2 separate regions of the Homo sapiens genome follow, and region 2 is linked to region 1. A link is a loop called in an ENCODE intact Hi-C map of the cell type or tissue named here. Cell type or tissue: MCF 10A. All regions are shown on one strand. Each heading gives the region's core, and the rest is flanking DNA. Links, peaks and the distances in the headings are about the cores only. Region 1 has its middle 540 kb from the start of TBX3. Region 2 overlaps LOC124903082 (a long non-coding RNA gene).

The links. A loop is a pair of places that touch in the nucleus more often than their neighbours do. Peaks named below come from ENCODE experiments on the same cell type or tissue, not always from the same donor. Only the 100,000 strongest peaks of a DNase experiment are listed, where the experiment ranks them.
Region 2: it touches region 1 in a loop (13-fold over the local background); 4 of 110 quality-filtered maps call a loop at or near these places.

What each region holds. Positions count from the first base shown.
Region 1 is chr12:115,222,981-115,231,317 of GRCh38, reverse strand. No RefSeq gene overlaps it. Among named protein-coding and RNA genes, the nearest start is that of TBX3, 540 kb to the right of the region's middle. In MCF 10A, for the core only: no CTCF peak of the experiment used is centred there; DNase peaks (open chromatin) are centred at 3,867 and 7,807.
Region 2 is chr12:115,336,864-115,345,200 of GRCh38, reverse strand. It overlaps LOC124903082 (a long non-coding RNA gene), which reads left to right. Exons shown (of 11, transcript XR_007063592.1): 3 at 7,739-7,863. Among named protein-coding and RNA genes, the nearest start is that of LINC02463, 550 kb to the left of the region's middle. RefSeq lists an enhancer at 3,133-4,332. In MCF 10A, for the core only: no CTCF peak of the experiment used is centred there; DNase peaks (open chromatin) are centred at 3,560 and 7,400.

The DNA.
Region 1 (8,337 bases), core at 20-8,019:
TGCACTCCATCCTGGACACCAGAGCAAGACTCTGCCCTGCCCCCGGGCACAAAAAATATATATATATTATTGATTAAACTTGGTCTACAAAACCTGCTCCAAGGAGCAACATCTTCCCAGCCAAGCATTTGCCTACTAGGTACCAAGCCTGACTCCTTTCTCAGGGACAGTTTGAGGTGACACCTGGGTATAAGGAGGCTGCCTTCTCATCTGGGAGCTCAAGAGAGGGAAGGGATGCCCAGTGGAGCGCCGTTCCCAAGATTGCTTTTCCGATTCAGTGGAGTAAGGTGGTTTCCCGTTCTAAATATTTAACATGATGCTGTCGGTGTGTCCTCTAGGGGACGAGAACTTACAAGCTGATGTTTATGAAGGGAGAGGCGATGAAGACCAAAAGACACACATTCAAACAAATCTAACCAAACAACTTTAATCCACCCCCCACTCGCAGAACCGGAGGAGCGCTCATGATTTATGGCTTTGCTTGCAAGAGAGAGAGAGGATTTTTAAAAAAAAGCTCTTCACTTTGCTAAGAGGGGCTGCATCCAAAAGCAGCAGCTTTGCTTGTACTCCCTTTGAAACCAGAAACCCCACTCCTTTTGCCCTGCCTGAGCAGAGCCAGAAAGAATGCTCTATATACACTTTTAACCTTCCTCCCCTCCCCAAGAAAGGGCTCTGGAAGTTCTCTTAGTAGATTTGCCTCATGGGGAGAAGGGAGACCCCTGCTACAATAGGCAAAGGGCTAGAGTTCGGTATTTGCATTTAGGAAGTCTGGGAGGTGTCTGCGCGTGTGTGCAAGGGCATGCTTGAATTTCAAGGTCAAATGGCAATTTTTGAACACCGAGTGCTGTGCTGGGATTTGTGACTCTTCATTAACCTTTCTTCTCTGGCACATTTTCTGGGGACAAGTTCCCTGAGAGTCAGGAAGAGAAACTAAAGTCACTAACTAGTAGCAGAAGCAAGTTAAAGGATAAGGTAGGGTCTGAGCTGGGCAAGGAGTCCCGTTAGAGAAGAGATGGGACTCAGGAAGCTGATGTACAGAACGAAGAATTACAGCGATGGACTTTGAGACAGAACAGTCTTGAGGAGTTGTTAGCAGAAGTGGCATTCAAAATATTAACAACCAATGTGGCACAGACGGAGGGCTTTCAGAGTAGATGTCAGCTGTAAACAACCAGTAAAACTGCACCAGTGCATACCAACTAGGACCAGTACCAGATACTAAACAGTATTTAGTATTTAGTATTACTAAATACTATAGTTATATATATAAGTACATAGTATTTACTATTTAGTATTTACATAGTATTACTAAATAGTAAATATGTATTTCCTAAAAGAACTATAACAGTAGTATTTTGACTTGATGTGAATTCAGAATCATGTCATAGCATAGCAGCATGGTTGCAGAAAAAAAAATTACTTATGAACTACTAGATGAGGAAACTTTCTAGCACAGAAGAAGTTCCCAAAGTGATTCCACAGAGGAAAAGCTCAACTGCCTGTCAATGTGGCTTTTTGATCAAATGAGTCTGGAGAGCCATGGGTTCAACGAAGAGTGACTTTTCTTTCCTGACTGCAGGACTTCTCAGAGCCTTGAACATGAACATGGGTGTTATGAATATATCTGGGTAGGGTGAGGGGAGGCAGTTAAGAGCACATGACAGGCCGGGCACAGTGGCTCAAGCCTGTGATCCCAGAACTTTGGGAGTTTGAGGCGGGGGAATCACCTGAGGTCAGAAGTTCGAGACCAGCCTGGCCAACATGGTGAAACCCTGTCTCTACTAAAAATACAAAACTTAGCCGGGTATGGTGGCACGTGCACGTAGTCCCATCTACTAGAGAGGCTGAGGCACAGAATCGCTTGAACCCGGGAGGCAGAGGTTGCAGTGAGCCACCCAGATCACACCACGGCATTTAAAAAAAAAAAAAATAGCAAATGACATTGCTCAAGCTTATTTGAATGCAGAATTCTTTTCTTAAGGACCAGCTTCTGGGGGTTGTAGTGCTTAGGCAACACTTCGGGAAATGGGGCACTAAAAATTGCTCCTATTTGTCTAGAAATAATTCACTGTCAGTGGAGGTGATAAACTGAGAGAAGATGCGGCTGCTGGGACCTTCTCACAGGGAATCTACATTAGGGGCTGGGTCTTAGACCAGGTGAATTCGAGAGCCCATTTCCATTCTGGGATTCTGAGAGTCTGGGACCCAACAGGACACACCAAGAAAGCCAGACCTTACAAGCTTATGACCATGGCATTGTTATCCAAAAAAGAAATTTATTTTCCTTCACGATGTGCATTGCTCTCTTTTAGATGCTATTCACAGTTATCAATATTATTATTAGCAGCAGTTAATATTTACAAAGTGCTTAGCACATGCTAGGCACCTGCCATGGTGTACACACTTTACCTCATTTAATGCCTTCAGCAAAGCAATGAAGCGAGTTACTATCTTCATTTTACACAAAAGGCTCAGAGAAGTTATGTTGCTTGAGCAGTGTCACACAATTAGCAAGCAGCAGAGCTGAGAAGCAAATCCACTTCTGATTCTAGGGTCTGAGGTTGGCCATGGAATGAAATCTGGAATCAGAAAAAAATCCTGATTTACAACTATGACCTTACCATTGACTTGCTGTGTGGCATTGAACGAATTACTTAACTTCTCTGAACCTCAGTTTTCTTTGCCATAAAGTAGAACCCATCAAACAAACTGTGCTCTTGGGTTGCATCAAAAGAGGTATAAGTGAGTAGAATAGGGGTATACAGTTACTCATTCATTCAGTTACTTATCCTTCCGTGATTTCAACACTCCTTGAATGCTTAATTTGTTATTATTTCCAGAAATCTCAGATACATATGAAGTACCGCATGTCTCATTACGTGATGAGAGAGGTTTTTTCTAATCTGGGAGTTCAGACCAATCCCTGACTTCACAAAAAACTCACTGTATGAAAAATCACTTTCAGTGCCTCAGTTTCCTTATCTCTAAAATCAAGGATTAAATTTACTTGCCTTCCAACTCTAGCTCTAAAGCAGTGGTTTCCAAAGTGTGTGCAATGGATCACTCACTTCAAAATCACCTGAAATGTTTATTAAATGAATATTTCTGGACCTCACCCAAGACCTACTCAATTTTAATGTCTGAGATGGAAATGTGCATTTTTAATAATAAGGTCTCTGGTTAATTTGTATGCCCACAATTTGAGAGAATTGTTCTAAACGATTCAAGGACAACATTTCTCAAAGTGTCTTCATGAAAAACGATTTCTTTACTCTCCAAAGTTGGGGTTCATGGACAAAACAAGTCGGGAAGGGTTAATAAGATCTAAAGCTTTTTTGAAGATTTGCAATGTACATTAGCATACCAAAGGCTCTGAAAAGTCCTAAAGTAGAAAAATCTATTGAAGAAAATGTAACCAAGTATTTCCCAAGTATATCCCATATTTGATGATCAATTTTTTTTCTGCATACTAACCCCCTACCTCGCCCAGTCACCTATCAGGAGTGCCAGAAAATTAATGTTCTACAGAGCACATTTTTAGAAAAACAAATCTAGGTGATTGACATAAATTATATCTGTGGACACTCAGAGTTGGAGCTCATAAATAGCATTTGGTTGCCCAATAATGGAAATGTAAAATAAATGGATTCTAGCTTGAAAGGTGTGTTGCAGAGTTAATAGGAACCTACTCACCTCTATTGGAAGCTCTCCTCAGGAGCACTTAGGAACTCCCTAAAATAGAATACTTAATCCTTTACTCCTGACTCAGGCAAGGGGAAAGCAATGGCCTGGGTGATTCAGCCTTTTCCTCCCTGTTGAAACTGTTGACTTTGCCATATAACCTCTTTGATGGTGCTGAAGTCAGAACTTTGCTCATCTTCCAGGCACCCAGTTTAAAAGAGCTGAGATTAGCTCAATGACTCACGAGTTTTCCCTGTCACTTGCATGTGTTATTCCAGAACAGAACCCAGGCTGGCACCGCCATGTGTGAAATTCCTCGGTGCTGCTCAGGCCCAGCCCTCAGGCTGCTGGTTAGATGGCCCAGTCAACGTAACCTTCTCATGCCAATCCCAAAGCTTGCAGCCAATTGCCAAGGTGGACACTGGCTGACCTGAGTCAGGATGATGCAACTCTAGCTTCCTCATTCTCCCCATGCCCTCCTTCTTTGTAAATTCTGGTCAATTTCCAGAACTCAGAGCTAATGGGGGACCTGACTCGGCCACAAGAGTTTCAGGCAGCACCTAGTCCCTGAGCCCTATGACATGCCAGACAGCCCATGGAAAGTAAGAGGGAGAATCTTCCTCTTACTATTTCAGAATTTCTCAGCTGTTGCCTCAAAGTTAAATGCAGATGATCAATGAGTGGAAAATTGGCTTGGAAAGAGCAAATTGGATCTTGTGACATCGTGAGATTATTTTATAGGACACATGTAGCAGGTCAAAAGTTGGAGACCAGATAGACATTCTTCATTTTCCTTTCCAGTTCATTGATCCATCTGTTCAAGCTAGAATGCAGCCTCCCACTAGAATACGGGTTCCATGGAAGCATATCACTTTTCTGTTTTGTTCACCACTGTATTCCCAGGGCCTAAGTTAGTGTCTGGTATAAAGCAGATGCTCAACAAACAAATGCTTGTTGAATGAGTTCAACCAACGATTTGGTAGATTGAAGGTGGTCATAAATTGTTTGGACACTCTTAGGTTAACAGGTGATGTGTTTATGACTTCTTAAATCTGAGCTCTGTGACGGATCAATAGAATACAGTAGTTGAACTTTATACATGGTGTCTCATAGCACCAGAAAACCCAGGGGAAAAAAAGCAGTAAGGTTTCTTATGACCTAGCTTTGGAAGTTCCAGCCATTAGTTCCACCATATTCTGTTGGTCAAGTGAGTTGTTAAGGCCAGTCCAGATTCAGGGGGGAGGGTGTTTAGTCTCTGCTTCTCAACAATGCATGTAGCATGAGCTCCATTCCCCAAGGATTTAGCTATCTCCTCAACAGGAAGAGAAGCAAAGAATTTGTGACCATTTTTAATCTACCACACCTACCTTTCAGCATTGTTGAGAGGACTAAATAGGATGATTTATACCTGGTGTTTTTCTGCACGTTAGGAAAGACGTCCCTTCCTCTGGGTTAATACAGCTATTTGGCAAGCAGTGATTGGCCCGGGATTTAGCACCTCTGTGCCTCCTTAGCAAGCTGGTCTTGGGCAGGATGCAATCTGCAAAACTGTACAGAGCAATGCTGCCTAACACATAGAAAACCCAGCAGATGATATATATTGCTAAAATTAGCTGACACTGTCACTGCAAAGGGCATCAGCTGTTTTGGCCAACCTAATATCTATTTCTTTTCTTTCTGGTCTTAGCATGCTCATTTCCCTTTTTGAAACTTGTTCCCACCCACTGTTGTTACATGCAGTCTGCGTGGGACAGTCACTCAAACCCTGACTGCCTAGAGCTAAGAGGCTGTCATGTGATTCAGGTTGATCACATTACTTACTGCTACTTAGATCCCAAGTCCAACCAGCTCCCTGACCCCTCTGACGTCTGGTTCTTCTATTTTGTGAGCTACTTCTTCCAATTCTTCCAATACTAGCGTTTTGGGCTTATGTTAGCCAGAATAGGTTTCTGTTGCTTACAATCAAATAACCTATAAAGATAGCTATTCTGGCGCCTTGATCATACAGGTTTATTTCTTTTCCTGGATACACCCACACCTTGGTCACTGGGCTCTTTCTCATCACCTCTTAGTCCTAGCAGTTGGTAAAATGTCATCTCTAATATTTGGTTGGTATTTTCTCTTCTGGGTCAAACCATGAGCAAGTGGCTCAGTGCAATAAAAATCATGCATTAAGGTTGAAGTTGGTCAGTTCAAACATGTTCTAAATTCAAGCTGTGTGACCTTGGTCGAGTTAGCTAACATCTAAGTCTCTATTTATGTATTTTCAAAATAAGGATAATGCCTGTTGTTTACATAGGAAGGAGGTCAGTACCTGCTGGTTCCCTTCCACCTATCATGAGTGTCTGTTTGCTCAGCTCAGAGCTAGGCACTGGGAGGGATACAGAACTACGTGAGGCATAAAGCCTATGCTCATGGAATTTGGGGTTAGGGCATGCAGACTAAGCCACACAAAGAGACTAACAACTATAATGTGGCAGGTGGGCCTTGTGAACAGAAAGCTATGCCAGGATGTATCCCATAATAAAAACCTTCCTTCTGTGGCCAGCTCAGCACTGAATGCTTTATTCACACACTTCATTCTTACCGTAACCCTGTAAGGTAGATATGCTGGTTGTTCACACTCTACAGATATGGAAAGCGTGGTTCCAAGTCATACAGTCAGGATTTGAACTCAGAACATCTGAGTCCAAATTCATGTGTTTAACTAGCATGGTATGCAGCCTCTTGACTGTACCCAAATCCCTACCTGTGGGTCTGCTTTGTGGAAGAACCCAAACTAAGACCAGAAGGCACTGGGAGGTTTTACGGCAGGGACCCAGCATGATGATGAAAAGCACTCAATGATGATAAGATCAGAGGCTTAGAAGGGCCACTTCAGGCTGGGAGTGGTGGCTCACGCCTGTAATTCCAGCACTTTGGGAGGCCGAGGCAGGCAGATCACTTGAGGTCAGGAGTTTGAGACCAGCCTGGCCAACATGGCAAAAGCCCGTCACTACTAAAGATACAAAAATTAGCCAGGCGTGGTGGCGATCACCTGTAATCCCAGCTTCTCGGGAGGCTGAGGCAGGAGAATTGCTTGAACCCAGGAGGCAGATGTTGCAGTGAGCCAAGATTAGGCCACTGCACTCCAGCCTAGGCAACAGAGTGAGACTCTGTCTCAAACAACAACAAAAAAAGGAAGGTCACTTCAAGGATGGCTGGCACAGAAGACAGATTACAGGGAGGACAGTGTGGAGTGAGTGATGGGCACCATGCAGGAGGCTGCTGGGGACACCTCGCAAACCAGAGCCAGTGCAGTGAAAGCGAATAGAGTGAAAGATACTATGACTGCCAGAGTGCCTGTCCCCCAGACAGAACAATAGAAGAACATTCTTCCGGCCCTGACTCAGGCTGGCCTATCTCTCAGCTCCCTGGAGCCACAGTAAATCTCAAACCTATAGAGCTTTTCCAAGCCCCCGAGTCCAGAGTCTGGGAGTGCTAATCCCTTCAAAAGAGTGCTCAGAAGTGGAGGGTGGAGCCAAAGGTGCTTTCACAAGGCTAGAAAAAAAAAAAGAATTAAATTAGATTGAACACATACATGCACATACAATACACCCTCAGCTATGCCCATGGGGGAAAACACAGCTATTACTATTTACTCCAAAAATCTGGAATGATTTGTGGGTTGAAGAAGGAGACAGTTTATTTATGGTGTGGGGTAGGAGGAACTTTCAGCTTCTGACTCTCCCCAGTAAGTAATGACCAGCCTGAGGTGAGGTTTTTCTCCCAGCCTTGGAATCACTTCTAACAAACAAGGATATTTGAAGGGAGGCAAACTTCATGGGCACAAGAGAAAAGGGAAATAAATAAATTAAATAAATAAATAAATCAGGAGAAAGAGTGAGGGGAAGCAGTGGAGGCTGATTTTTGTGCTATATTTTGAAGTCTTAGAACTGGAAGCAGTCATAACTTTTCTGGTGCGAGAGGTGGGCAGAATAAATGCTGCTCGTCACTGCAGGGCTTTGCAGCTCAGATGGTATCCATTGGCACCCAGGAAGTACCCTCCTCACCCCCTGGCTTCCCCCAGCTTCCTCCAGGCCACCCTGTATTTCAAGAGCAAGAGACTCATTGCCATACTTGGCCAGTGGCCCAGAAATACTTTTAGTGAAGTCATTGCCCACTTCTCGCTTTCTCCATGATGTTTTTTAAGCCTTTGCGGCTATGCATATCCAGGCATCTTCAAAGGGATGCCCTGGGTGGGATTAACCTCTGCTGCTGGCCAGCTGCATGGCTTGGGGGTCTGAATTCAACCTATCTGAATCTCAGGAGCTGCATCTAGGCAACTAGGATGAAAAGCAACATCTAGGTGTTGGAAAGATGCAGCCGACTAGCTGGTGGCTGGGAAAGGGGCTGGTATGCACTAAGCACCTAAGGCACGCAATTAACTTTCTTACCCAGACAAAGAAACTTCAGGGCAGCCTGACTTTCCCCCTACTTATTTGCTTGTCCAAACATTACGTGGTCCTCCCAAAGCAATGAGTCTTAATCAACTGGGAAACTTTTGTACAAAACATTGATGTCCAGGCCACCCTCCACCCACCGTCTGCTGACTCTGGTTCTGGTGATATGGAGACAGGCATGGCCACTACTGGAATTTCTTCAAAGCTTCCCATA
Region 2 (8,337 bases), core at 84-8,083, 110 kb before region 1:
CTGAAAGGATTATATGAGGTAATGGATGTAAACAGCACTTATGAAAACACATAGCAAGTATTCCATAAGTGGTGGCAATATTAAAAGGTTAAAAATTTGAAAAAAAACATATAAACACAAAGAGAAAAATAACAATGATCTGCAATTTTGTTACTTAAAATGAAAACTACCTTTTAATTTATATTCATCCACATTTTCTGTACATTCTTAAGTATTATATATACACCCAGACACACACAGGCATGCACTTATATGTCCATAAAAGTGAGATGAAACTGTATATATCTTCCAGTAAACAACTTTTCCCATTCTCCAATAAAGTATAAATATCTTTCCAGGTCAACTCCCTTAGATCTTTTAAATTCCAAGAACAAAAGATAAAAGAAGCTCTACCAAAATACAAACAACAAGCAACAACAACAACAATCTTCCTACCTTGATGTGTACGTCTGTAATTGTGGTGTTAAAGTTGTGTAGGGAAAAAGGGAGAAAGCTTCATTTGTCTTCCTCCAGCTTGAGTTGATAGTTGGTGATTGGACTAATGGTCCCATGTACTGTTGTAACTTCAGGAACCGCCGTGAAGCAAGGATTCATCAAAGAGGGGAAGCGAGAGGATTTTGTTTGCTTATTTAATAAAAAAAATTAAAAAAATAGAGATTTCCTTTAGCTTGGAGGTATGGTTTAATTAGAATGGTTTTCTCCTGGGTTTTTGTGCCCTCATTCTCCACCTCTCCTCCATAAAGCCTGCCTGAGAAATGCCTTCTTAAATATGAACAAAATCATCCTAATTATTTAATCTACTCTTATGGAACACAGCACGTGGAAGAATGCGCCCTCAGTTTGACCTTCTGTGGTAGAGGAAAAGAGAGAAAGTCTAGATTTAAAAAAACAAACAAACAAATACAATGACAAAAAGCTCTTCTTTACTTTGACTGTTTTGCTCTTGTCTGCTTAATTTCTCTTAACTGTGGGCTCCTTGAGGGAAGATACCCCATCGGATTTCTTTGTGCACCCTCAGAACCTCCCTAACACAAGGTACAGATCTCGGAAGGTATAAGTGAATGGATAAATGAATGTAAGAGGGAGTGATTTGCAAAATCATTGCCAGCTTTGCTATTTTTCTTTTCTCTTAGACACGATCAGTAATAGAAGACTACTACATTTTATTCGTCTAAGGAAGGGATGTTCTTAAACTTAGGTTTCCTCTACCTTCTTTCCTCAGAAAGAAAAAACAATAAAGATTCCTATGAGGAAATTATAATAAAGAGGAGGCCATACACAGTGTTACATAACTCAAATTGCAAACTGTGATTGGTTTTGGTAGGGAGGCGGGATTTGGGGGATGAGGAAGAGACTTCCTGCCAACAAGCTCCTCACATTTCAGTGCCCTAGGTAATCATCCACTGGAAATCCTCTTAAAGCCCACGTTCATGCATTCCACATTTAAAATGCATAAAACTTTTGATGATTCAAAAAGGCTCTGCGAGGTTGATGTGGTGGTCAGGGCCATGTGAATCCTAGGTCATGTGAATCCTCATACCCCATAATATGTCTCGAGGGATTTCTCAAATCCCATGTTTACGAAAGTGAGCCTTATGCCCTTCTGTACACTTATACATGTTTAAAGGATCGTCTTGAAGTGTGAAGAAACAAAGGTGTGGGAGTCAGAGCCCATTTCATTGTCTATGGAGCCAGGATCCCAGCAGAAAAAAAAAAAATTCGTTCAGCTGTTTAACTGAGAGACATTTCCATAAGGGCTATTTACAGAATTGTGAGCTGAGTTAGGAGAACCAGAAATGGATGATGAAGCACCATCAGGGACTTCTAACAGCAGGAAGTTGTCACCAACCCTGGAACACAAGGGGCAGTGGGAGGAAAAGGACCCTTGGAGTCCAGTGAAAGCTGGAGCCATGGAGGTGAGGTCACCCAGTGAGTGATGTAGACATGGGGAGCCACAAACCCTTTCAGATATATAATACAGAAGCAGAGAGGGAGTAGAGGCATTGATACCCAAGCTCTCTCTCTTGCCACCCTCAGTCTTCTGCTGGTGTTTATCATTGGTCAAACCCAACTGAAAGCCGGGGTAAGGGAACATGAGTTTCATAGTCTGTGTGCATCACAAAGAGGGCAGAGCAAGGTAGAGAATTAACCTTCGAGATGGAATTGGAGTTAGAATAACCAGCATCCTTGATTCAAGGTGGTAAAAGGGAAGACAATGCTACCTGCCTATTTGTTAAGGAGACTGAGTTGACAGGAACAAAGTTTATCGGGTGATATTCCCATGCAGAATCAACATAGAAGCTCCTCATTCTTTGGCAAGAAATGTTCCCTCCAATTGTATATATTTGACATTGGTCGGAGTGATGGATGGAGAGAAAAAAATAAAGGATACTAGGTCCTTGGTGTGTTGTTTCACGTGAAGACCACAAAGATTTTCTAGCGGAGAGATGTATTCTTATGGTAACCAGTTTCTAATAGTCCTATCCTTGTGTAGTTCCCTCCCACATTATACCAGGGTTGGTCTCACCAATGGCATACAGCGGAAGTGATGGTGTTTCACCTCTGAGATTAGATAACAAAAGAAATTGCAGGTATATTATCTCTCCCCCATCCCCCCCTTTCCTGCTCTCCTTTTTTCTTCCTCCCTTCTCCCTCCTCCCTGCTCTCTTCTCTCCTCTCTGTCTTTCAACTGATCATGGTGGGGGGCGGGGTGGGGGGCAGGTGGGGGGAGCTATTTTGGGAGCAGCCCTGAAGAGAGACCTACATAGTGAGAATCTGAGACTTCCTGCCAACAGCCACATGAATAAGCATTGAAATGAATTTCCCCCAGTCAAGCCTTCAAATGAGACGACAGCCCATCTGACTACTTGACTGCCATGTCATGAGAGACTCTGAAGCAGAACCATGCAGTTAAGCTGCTTCCAGATTCTTGACGTTCAGAAACTGCGAGCTAACTTTGAGGTTAAATGCATTTGCTCCTTTTCAGTAATGATTTGTAACATGCATTTATTTTGTGCTTATTTTAATCTTTCACAAAGCCTGGGATTCACACTCTCTTAACTGTGTAACAAAGTCCTTGTCTAGCCTCTGAGACTCAGTTTCTTCAATTTTCAGTGAAGATCACAATAATCCTATCAAAAGGGTTGTCCTGAGGATCAAATTGTTGTCCAAAATACTTATAGTATTCTAATTCCCTTAGGACAGTGCCTAAAACAGAGTAACTACTTAACAAACTTAGTTGTTATCATTAAAGAGGGAGAAAAATGGGTTTCAAATACTATTTATAATTAAGATCATGGCACCAATGAAACCTGAGATTACAGTTCACCATTATTGCATGGTCTATTTCAGCTCTGTTATTTCTCTTGCCTCGAAGACAGTTCTGTTCTCTCACAATTGCTGCAATGCACAGTTTCCCAAAACAACATGCAGTTCTGCCAACCTCAGAGGCCTGGAGCTTTGAAACATCCCCCTCCTGACCATGGAGAATTGGCTGTCTCCACTCGCGCCTCCTTGGCAGAAGGGGAATCCCTGATTTTCTGGACATGCTTTGTCACTCCCTGGGTGTGAGCCAGATCTTGCTCATGATTTCCATTCTCTAATGACTCGGGGATGAGCATGTGACTGAGTCATAGGGAGCCGGTGGGGTGTGGGTGGCTGTATGGTGTTTATACTGAAATCACAGGGGGTTGGGGCTTCATAGAAAATAGCAACAATGAGTAGATGACCGGTTCAGATGTGAGTTCAGCAAACCACCAAGGCACATGTATACCTATGTAACAAACCTGCATGTTCTGCACGTGTATCCCAGAACTTAAAGTATAATTTGAAAAAAGAAAAAAAAAAAAGAAAATAGCAACAATGAATAAGGAGTCAGAGCAGCTCACCCAAGCTCTGTCATGTTTCACACTTAACCTGGGAAAATTCACCAACTTTCCTTGTTGCTAAAAACTGCCAAGTTTTTCAATCAGTAAGCGCATCTTCTTTCTCTCTAAGAATGATGTCAAGAGCACTATTAGTAGCTTTTGTCTTGAAGCTTGAGCTGGCCTTCATGACAATCTTCCCACTTTGGCAAGAGAGTACATCCATTTTAGTTTTCAACTCTCCCTTACTCCCCAGAAGCAGGTAAAAAGGAAAAGCAGCAGTGAAAATAGTAGCTGTCATTCTGTGTCAATTACCCTCCTAGGCATAGAAATCTCTGACTGGAAAAGAATGGAAGAAAATTGCCAAGTGGACAGAAGGTTGAATCCCAGTATTTTCTCTCCAAAGCAATTCACCTTTCAGACTACACATATTCAAAGAAGCATATGGGCCGGGTATGGTGGCACATGCCTGTAATACCAGCACTTCGGGAGGCCGAAGTGGGGGTATCACATGGGGTCAGGGGTTTGAGACCAGCCTGGCCGACATGGTGAAACCCCATCTTTACTAAAAATACAAAAATTATCCAGGTGTGGTGGCATACACCTGTAATGTCAGCTATTCTGGAGGCTGAGGCAGGAGAATCACTTGAACCGAGGAGGCAGAGGTTACAGTGAGCCAAGGTTGTACCACTGCACTCCAACCTGGACGATAGAGTGAGTGAGACCCTGTCTTAAAACAAACAAACAAAAGCATATGTACAAGCACATATTTAGAGTCATGCTGTTTACAATAGTGAAAAATAGGAAGCTACAAAAATGACCATCTATTCGTGACTAATTCAACTCATTCATATACTTTCAAAAGTGGTATACTCTATAACCATTAGCAAGAATATGCTATATTTATTTGTATTATATACCCAAATTATAAATCATTCTACTATAAAGACACATGCACACATATGTTTATTGAGCCACTGTTCACAATAGCAAAGACTTGGAATCAACCCAAATGCCTATTAATGATAGACTGGATAAAGAAAATGTGGCACATATACACCGTGGAATATTATGCAGCCATAACAAAGAATGGGTTCATGTCCTTTGCAGGGAAGCCATCGTTCTCAGCAAACTAATACAGGAACAAGAAAGCAAACACTGCATGTTCTCACTCATAAGTGGGAGTTAAACAATGAGAACACCTGGACACAGGGAAGGGAACATCACACACGGGGGCCTGTCAGGGGTTGGGGGGCAAGGGGAGGGAGAGCATTAGGACAAATACCTAATGCATGCGGGACTTAAAAACCTAGATGACGGGTTGATAGGTGCAGCAAACCACCATGGCACGTGTATACCTATGTAACAAACTTGCATGTTCTGCACATGTATCCCAGAACTTAAAGTAAAATTAAAAAAAGATAAATAAATAAAAAACAAACAAAATCACACAAAGGAATGTATAAAATATCTATAAGTGAGCCACGTCACAGTATAATAGGAATAGTGTAGTTCCATTTCTGTTTTGAATTATCCTCTGAGTGTGTATCTGCATATATTTATTCGAATAAAAAATGTAGGTGTCTGGAACGTTACACACTAAACTATTAACAGTAATTGGGGGTGGCCTGGTTTTGGGAAGGATCAGAAGAAAAACAGCTTTTACTCTCTAAAAATCTCTAAAATTCTACACTGTTTGAAATTCTAACAACAAACATATTTGTGGATGACTTTTAATTACTTTTTATTAACCAGCTTAAAAACGGAGAGGTATAAGACATGGTACCCTGGGTTTCTTCTAGTTTCTCTGCAACAAACTAGTTATGAACAACTAGCTAGTTTTGGAGAGAGGCCCAAAGTATAGGAGAAGGGGAAAAAATGAAGGGATGTGGGAGAAAGAAAAGAAGGAAACTGGACAGTGGGAAGAGAAAATAACTACACGAGTATAGTCCAACAGGAACTATGGAAGAATTCTAAAACTCTAGACTCACCTGGAAGTTTGCTGAAAGACAAAGTTGGGGCCCTAGCCCTGGAGATCTTGAGTCAGTCGGTCTAGAGAGGACAAGGGAAACTGCATTTTAATGCTTCTCCCAGGTGTCTCTCATTAGAAACCATAAACAATGGGGTTAAGGCCCAGCTCCGCAACCACTGCCTCTGCAACCTTGGACAGGCTGCTTGACCTCTCTGTCCGTTTGTTCCCTCATCTATAAAAAGAATTCCTTACACTCTCATTCTCAACTGTGAGTTTGTATCACAATAGCCTGGAGGGCTTGTTAAAATGCAGATTTCTGAATCTCTCTTTCTGCAAATTTCTGAGTCATTGGGTCTAGCAGTGAGCCCGATAAATTTGCATTTTGAACAAGTTCAAGCGCTGTGGATGCTGCTGGTCTGGAAATCACTTTTGAGAACCAGGACTTTACCATTGAACAAACCACAGGTTGCTGTAAGTAAGGTGCAAACGAAATCATACATGAGTGAGTGTTTTGAAACTAAAAAGGCTCATGTCACGGTGGTTAAATGTATCATTAACATCCTGCCTCCTCTACTTATAACTTTACAATTTGAGGAAAAACATCATATAGTCTTCCTGAGCCTTGATTTCCACATCTCTAAAATGGGTATAACGTTTGATAGATGTGAAATTTCCGTGAAATATGCATTAATTCTCACATGATTACCACAGGAATGCTGGGAAGATTAAATCATTTTCAATGGAGAAAGTGTCTACCTGTGACAATTTTTGCTTTTATTACTGTCAGTGCTAAAGTACTGTAAATGAGGAAAAAAAAGATTTGGGCACCAGGGGAATTCAGCTATAATTTATCAAGCCTCATCTGCATGCTCAGGGGTGGCCATTCAGTGAAAATTGAAGTAGCAGGAATCTCTTTGCCAAACCACAGCAAGAACTGAGGCACCGGGCTCTGGATCCCGATACAGGTGCGCTGCAGAGTGGGTCATGTGACCTTGATACTAAGAACCATTATTCCCTTGCTTAGAATTGGAAATCTGAGAACTTCCCCTTGGGACTCTTGAGAAATCAGCCAGTCAACATGATCAAGAGCTGGCTGGAAAGCCAGGCTCTTTTCCTCCAGACCTATTTGGGTCTTGAGGCCTTGAACACCCACGGGTCCCTTCTCCACTCTGAGCCCAGTTCACCCTCTGTGTCCCAGTTTTTCCATGCCCCAAACTCCCGGATCTTCATGCGGGTTCTGCGAAGAAGTGGCAAGAACACAAACCCTGACACCAGCATCCCGCCCATTGGTAGGCAAGCTCTGCTCCTCCCTGCTGCATTCTGATGGGGAGGGGACAGATGTAAGAGTTGTTGAAAGAATTGAGTTAACCCAAGGGAACCACCTGGCACATAGTAGACGCTTTCCCAATGAGATCTGTTGTTCTCAACACTCCACCATGCCTATCTAGTCACTGTCCCTTCCAGGGACACCCTAAAGTGGCTGAAGGACTGTCCTGCCAGGGACATGACTTGGCTCCTCCCTACTCATGAGTTTCCTGCCAGCCTTTCCCATGACGTCTTTCATTGCTTTTCAGTGCATGATTCATCTAAGCAAACGCTTAGTGTTTTTTGTAAGCATGCTCACCCCAGTTCTCCATCATCAGGGCCACCCGGGAATGCTCTTTTAAATAACAGATTCTTCTTTTTTTTTTTTTTTTTTTTTTGCCAATTCTTGGGCTCTAATTTTAAAGAGCAGATTCTTCTTCTTTTTTCTTCTTCTTCTTCTTCTTTTTTTTTTTTGCCAATTAATTCTTGGGCTCTAATTTTAAATAGCAGATTATTCTTCTTCTTTTTTTTTTTTTTTTTTTTTTTTTTTTTTTTTTTTTGCCAGTTCTTGGGCTCTAACTCAGATTATCTGCATCAGGTTCTTTGAAGATGAGGCCACTTCCGCATTGTTAAGAAGTTCCATGGATTCTCATGCACGGTAAAGTTGAAGAATCACTGTTCTCCACGATTTTGTGTCTGTACTGGAGAAGTTGGCTCAGAGATGTATGTATATTATTATCATATATTGTTAAAGCTATTTTGATAGATAACATCAATAACAATGACTGTATCCATTGAGTATTTACTAGGTGTGAGACCTTATAGCAAGGTGCAGGCAGCAAACTACAGCCCCCTCGCCAAATTCAGCTCACCTCCTGTTTTTGCAAATGAAATTTTGTTGGGTTCTGTACTGTCTATGGCTACTTGCATGTGCCACAGCAGCAGAGCTGAGTACTTGCAACAGGACCCCAGGGTCAGCACAACGGAGAATATGCATTCTCTTCCCTTTTAAGAAAAAGAGTTTGCAGAACTCTGCCACAGAGATGAGCACAGACCCTGTGTGCTCAAAGATACTGTGTCCACTCTACCATGAAATCATGGTGAACCCTTAAAAGTGATGCCATAGAAAAATAATTTCTGCTACTGAAAAATGCTCATATTGGAGAGTGAAGTAAAAAACACAGAGACGCTAGATTT